Regions from separate parts of the Homo sapiens genome. Here region 2 is linked to region 1. Evidence: chromatin contacts called from ENCODE Hi-C data. All regions are on one chromosome and are shown on one strand. The core of a region is the stretch at or near the end of the contact, and the rest is flanking DNA. Distances in the headings are between cores, read along the strand shown.

Region 1 (3,172 bases), core at 369-2,868:
CGTAGGACCATGTTCACGTTCAAAGATGGTTTTAGAACCAGCTGAAAATTTTGCTTTTGGCACCCTCAGTGAGAGCACGTTTAAATAATCTCTCATTAGTTGAAGCCTGAAACCATCAGGAAAAAAGCAGATTTTTGATAAAAATCCAATAATTAAACCTTGACACAGGCTCAGAAATTCCCAGGCCCAAGCCCTCTGTGTTTTATAACATTATTTCACGATGTGAAAGATACCATCTGAATAAATGCCTTCTGCTTCTACACTTTAACTTTTTGTCACTGATAAGTTCATTCAAAAAGCACAACAACTCTCTAAAGGTTGACTCTAATAATAAATGGATCTCTTTTCTCTTATCTCTTCTCCCCGTGTAATTGTGTGCTTCATTCTCGAGCTGTCTTCAACATGAATAACTCTACTTACTTCAGCAAAGGTCCCCAAACATCACTCCAGGAGGCTGGAGAAAGGTCATAAGTACCCTTCATTCCCAGACACTAATTTTTCTTTTCTTTCATATTAAAGAAAAAAAAAATCCCAGCTCGGGATTGTTCAGCCTCCAGATAAGAAGAAAAAAAGTGACTATTCATTACACATATCTAAATTTGGACTATAAATTTAATAATTGTAATGTTGTTTTTATTTTTAAGCTTTTTCTTGTCTGGGTCTAAATCCTAGGAGTGAGTTTGATATTTCAAATCCCTCAATTTCTAAAATCTCTACTGTCTTATTCCAAATCAAGTGTTCAAGTTAATTATATCCCCTAGCTCCCATTAAACAGGAGAAATTCTTCAGAGAGAGTGTTATTTGAATAAAACTTCTTGGAATTGTTTAGTTGGAAGTATTGTCCTGGGCCCCGTGAGAAGAGGCACATGCATGTTAGGAAATGTGGCTGTCCAGAGCTTATGTAATTATTCAGTAATCTGTATACCACATTACCAAAATGCCATATCTGCCTCAAAGGCTAACATGTGAAAGTTTAATCAGCACAGAAAATGGACTTTAAAAATTTCAACATAGATTCTGAGCAAGGTGAAGGGGACTGTGAAGACAGTGAATTCTAGATTCCTTCAACACTCCCATATGGGAAATCGAGTGGGATGGAGAAGACCTCATTTCAAAAGGAACGTTGTACATTTACTCACTGTTAAATATAAGGGCAGTTACTTCTATTCAAACTCAACAAAAGTTAAGTGTTTCTTGCCTTTAATCAATGAAATATATAAAAATAGAGATTTAGAGTTGCAGAACTTCAAGTGACAGAGACCACGGGGCATTGAGTTCAGAAGCCACTTCTGGGCCAGACGTCCCATCCCAGTGTCCCTGGGTGTGACCCCTGCTCTTCTGTGTAAATCCCTCCGGGAAAGATGACCTGACTCCACACTTGGACCCAGCCTGGCCCAGTGTGGGCATCACCTCTGGCCAGGAGAAGACTTAAGTGGTATAAACGGGGTGAGGGGCTCATCATAGAAGCTGTGGGGCAGGCCATGTGCAGTGGCTCACACCTGTAATCCCAGATTACAGGCTCATGAGGGCTGGTTACGTTTTCACTGATCCTGTTTAGACTTTGAGGAGAAAGGCATGCTTCACCAAGCACTACCTTGTGAGCAGCTGGGGGGAAGCCCTGACAAGTCTCACTTCCTTCCAGCAACAACTCTCCCACATTGTTCTCGCCATTGTCTACGCTTCCCCGTTGTTAGTCATTCTGTGAGTCAAGAGCTGGCCTCGGCCAGCTGCAGGCACGCTTGGCTGCCCCGCTGCATGAGGGGCCAATGTCACTCCCTCCCGGGCTCTACGAGGCCAGGTCTGCAGCCAGCAAGCCACAAGGGACCTCCCGAGCCACCTGTTATTGTGACCATGCGTGGCCCAGTTTGTTTTGATTAGAGCGTTCCAAAGAGGAAATAAAGCCTATATTTATATTTTTATTTTAAAAAGGCAGGGCCACTTGGGAGGCCAAGGCTGGTGGATCACCTGAGGTCAGGAGTTTGAGACCAGCCTGGCCATCATGGTGAAACCCCGTCTCTACTAAAAATAAAATAAAAAATTAGCCGGGCATGGTGGTGGGTGCCTGTAATCCCAGCTACTGGGGAGGCTTAAGCAGGAGAATCACTTGAACCCAGAAACTGAGGTTGCAGTGAGCCAAGATCACGCCACTGCACTCCAGCCTGGGTGACAGAACAAAACTCCGTCTCAGAAAAAAAAAAAAAGAGAAAGAAAGAAAGAAAGAAAGAAAGAAAGAAAGAAAGAAAGAAAGAAAGAAAGAAAGAAAGAAAGAAAGAAAAAAGGTAGGGCCACTTGCCCAGTGCCCTCTTGAATATTTGGAATTCACAGACCTCTTCCTCAAACCCATGGAGATTTGCATGAAGAGCACTTTGCCCATAGTAATGTGATCTCCCAGTTAAGGGAGGCAAAATATTGAGTTGGTTGGCAGCTTTTCCCAAGTTCCTCCATCAGCTGGGAGGGAATGATCTAAGAGGAACAGTGGGTAATTCAAATACCTTAGGGTATTCTACATAATGGAAGAGAAGAGAAAAACCAAACAAACTTTTGTGAGCACATGTAACACAGACATTCCAGGGCATTCATGAGTGGTGACGTTATGGGTTGAAGTGTGTCCCCGCCAAAAACATATGCTGGATGGAGTACTATCTCCCAGTACCTCAGAATGTGATCTTATTTGGAGATAAGATCTTTACAGAGGAAATCATTAGGGTAGGACCTAGTCCAATATGACCAGTGTCCTTATAAAAAAGGGAAATTTGGAAACACAGGGAGAACATCCTGTGAAGATGAGGGCAGAGATCTACAAGCCAAGAAATGCCAAAAATTGCAGCAAATCCCCAGGAGCTGGGAAAGAGGCATGGAACCGATTCTTCCTCACAGCCCTTAGAAGAAACCAACCCTGGCAGGGTGTGGTGGCTCATGCCTGTAATCCTAGCACTTTGGGAGGCTGAGGTGGGTGAAGCACTTGAGGTCAGGAGTTCAAGAGCAGCCTGGCCCACATGGTGGAACCCCGTCTCTACTAAAAATACAAAAATTAGTCAGGTGTGGTGGTGCATACCTGTAATCCCAGCTACTTGGGAGGCTGAGGCAGGAGAATCAGTTGAACCCAGGAGAAAGAGGTTGCAGGGAGCCAAAATCATGCCACTGCCCTCCAGCCTGGGCAACTGAGTGACAG
Region 2 (3,172 bases), core at 392-2,891, 570 kb after region 1:
AGCTTCTTAAATTTAAGAAACCAAATTCCTCTACTTCTCTTTAATAAATAAGATCTTAATTATGCCGCTTATTTGTGTGCCTCTTGATTTTTCTCTTATGGATCACCACCTTAAAAAAGTTAAAAAAAAAAATAGAAAAGTCTTCATTAGATTTTTCACACAGACCAGACTAGAAGTAAATACAGCTTTTGCTTACTCAAAGGCTGACTAAACCAGCAATATGCAAACAAAGATGATAGCAAATGGCTCAGCTGAATTGGTAAAATGTCCGCTGTGTCTTTCTTGTAAGACCGCAAAATTGAGATCTGTTAATATCAACAATCCTTACAAAAGAGTAAGAAATAATAACTGATTGCCTTTGTCTCTTCCCTTTAATCTGACAGGCCTTCAAGCACTTAGTAAGTGCATAGCAAATTCTCAAAGAACTAGCTAAATATCATTTTGGTCAACAAGAAATGATTTGGCAAGTTTTATATCCAAAAACTTTATTTTTTGGAATCACTGCATATTCCAATTTTATCTTCATAAATATGTTTCAGAAATAAAATACTACTGCACTCATCTTTACAGAGCACCTAGAACTTTAAGGCACAGTAGGATGTATACTTGCCAGCCAAAATCTCATAACTACAATGACAAGTACTTCAGGAAAAGACTGAGCAATCTTTTCATTTACAGAAGGTTTTTAATTCAAGGCAGGCAAATTTTAAGAACAGTAATACAAAAGGAAGGCCAATACTCATCACTTTTTCTTTTTACACAAAATTGAAATAACTACGTTTCCTTAGAAGACAGCTTTACTTCTAAGGTTGTTACTCAGAACAAGTTTTCAGTGTGAATTATAAAACTTCATTTTTTTCTAATAGTAAATGAATCATTCTAGTCTTTCTTCCTCTATTTAATATTCACTTTTACTTGTTATCTAAATAATCTAATATTCATTTTTACTTATTATCTAAATAACAATTCATTTAAATTTCCATTGGGTTTCCAAAATGAAACATTTAATATAATTTCATTAACTTTAAAAAACAGAGAGGGAGAAAAAAATAAATAAATAACAGTCAATGAGCAACACCTATGGCTGAGTTGTCCCAAAACTTCACCCTTAGCTAAAATGCCAAAACAAAGCCACTGCCCCTGGATATTTAACATCTATATCACACAGGAATAATACGGTTTACTTAACTGTAACTTCAACTACCCCAAAAAATACAATTAGGTTTTTTAAATTAAAATTTGACCTTAGTTTGCTTTGTGGTACTTAAAAACAAATAAACAAACAAAAAACCTCTTTTATTCTTAAATTACATAGAAAAAAAATCACAAAGACATACAAAATGCTTTAGCAAGAAGATCTAAAACTTTCCAGAATTTCAGTGCTTTGTTTCCCCCTAGCAATTAAGTTCAATCAGGCATGTGACTGACCACACACATTTTATCAGAGGGTTAAAGAACACATTCAGCCATGTTCTTCAACAGGTAAGAACCACCCTCTGTTTATCAGCTCAAGAAAAAGCCAGAAGCAAACATACAAAATTGTAACAAGTTACCTTCAAGTATTCTTTCTCTATCGTCTTTTGAGCTTGAAAATAAAAAGCAATCCGACAAGTTTTAGCTGTTAAAATGGCTCCTGTAGATTGGGGAAGTGGTGTCTGTGCTTCAGCTTATGAGTCATACATGAAACCAAGTGTTTCTAAGGGAGGCACGCCCATGTTGCTGTGGACCCAATTATTCTGCTAGGTCAAACATGCAAATCTGCAGGTAAAAACGGTATAGGAAAGTGGGGATGAAGAGGCAAGGAGCAAGATCTACCTTGATTAGACCATTACTAAGCTCATATTAATTGCCATAATTTAAAACTAACAATAAAATAGAGTAAGAACCTACAAGGGAGCAAAATTAAAAACTATATATTGTTTTAAAATATAAAAATCTCAATTTTTAAAAGTTGCTTTACTATATCAAATAAAACTGTGAAAGGAAAAAAGTATGAAAGGGGATGGAAGGGAGATAGCAAACTCTGTGGCTCTTAATGTAACAATGGACTGGTGAGTGTAATCTGGCTACTCATTAACCCTCATATGAAAGAGATATATTGCTATGTAGTCTGGAAAGGCTAGCAAACTACAAAGCCAGATGCAGATCTGTAAGTTCACTAAACAGATAAAATCCACTAGAAAATTCAAAGTTCAGTGGAAAAATAAGTGTGAATTAAACTGGTTTACAGAATTTTTAAAAACCCACACTCCAATGTTAGGAATTTAAAGTCCAACAAAGCAAAATGATTTTAAATAAACTGCAAGCTTGATAAAACCCTTTTAAAAAAGTATTGGTACGATCATAGTTCATAACTCTACTACTTCCAAATGATAGCTACAGTTTGACTTACCTTTCAAGCAAAATTTTCTACATGTATTTCAAGCCTCTTGTGCCAGGCACCCTGCTACAGCTCCACTGCAATTGTGGCAAGGCCAACCTAAGGGGACAACTGTGGCCAGTGAAGCTCTGCCTTCCAAGTCAGAATACATCTGACAAAGTGCCCAAGCCACTGAAATATTACTACACCTACTTATTCTGGCCTCTGGGTGAATACTTATTAATTTATTCTAAGAGCTTAAATTAATCAAAATGGCTTGAAAGCACTAAGTACTTCCAAAGCGCTTGAAATGATAAATGCAACTCAATAGATAGCCTTCGTCCTGGTATCTTACAAAAAGTAAATAGGATTTAGCAAGGTTTTCTCCCTTTAGTTAATTAGTTGGGAGTTTATTCTGGCTTACCAGAGGCATAGTTGAGAGCACAAGCTGTCACTGACTTAGGAACTTTACAAAATGCTGCAAAACAGCAATGATTGTGAACCAACTTTCTGCCTGCTGTCTATTTATTCCTTACACTGAAGATTGCTTGGTTTATCCTTTTACTGAAAAATAATCTCCATGGTTTTACAAACTGTTAATTAAAAATTTATTAAAAAGAAATATAGACCATGTTTTCTCCTGTCAAATGTCATATTTAGCTTACTTTAGTTCACTTACACAAAATGACTATTCAGAGCCCATGCACCAAGAAACAAGGTCCGCTGAGCAGTCACGGGAGATTCACTTGTTCCCTGGAAAGTTCCCCCCAGGTAATTTTCCATATCTGAAATTTATTTTAGATAACATGAATG

Evidence for each region. Hi-C counts contacts between places; a loop is a spot of excess contacts on that map. Pooled maps may share reads with other maps.
Region 2: a loop to region 1 is called in a pooled map, with 4 times the contacts of the local background. The contact joins the promoter of ELF1 here to the enhancer-like site in region 1. A Hi-C loop is called at or near these places in 4 of 37 single-sample maps with no recorded cell type and 2 of 50 pooled maps.

What each region holds. Positions count from the first base shown.
Region 1 is chr13:40,444,018-40,447,189 of GRCh38, forward strand. The region is part of intron 6 of LINC00598 (long intergenic non-protein coding RNA 598); the gene reads right to left. Among named protein-coding and RNA genes, the nearest start is that of LINC00598, 35 kb to the right of the region's middle. RefSeq lists enhancers at 1,534-1,833, 1,643-2,248. Within about 2 kb of position 1,619, at least 13 of the 41 ENCODE cell types and tissues checked have a DNase peak (open chromatin) inside an H3K27ac peak, as active enhancers do.
Region 2 is chr13:41,017,675-41,020,846 of GRCh38, forward strand. ELF1 (E74 like ETS transcription factor 1) reads right to left here and starts at 1,642. Exons shown (of 9, transcript NM_172373.4): 1 at 1,554-1,642. RefSeq lists an enhancer at 1,527-1,636.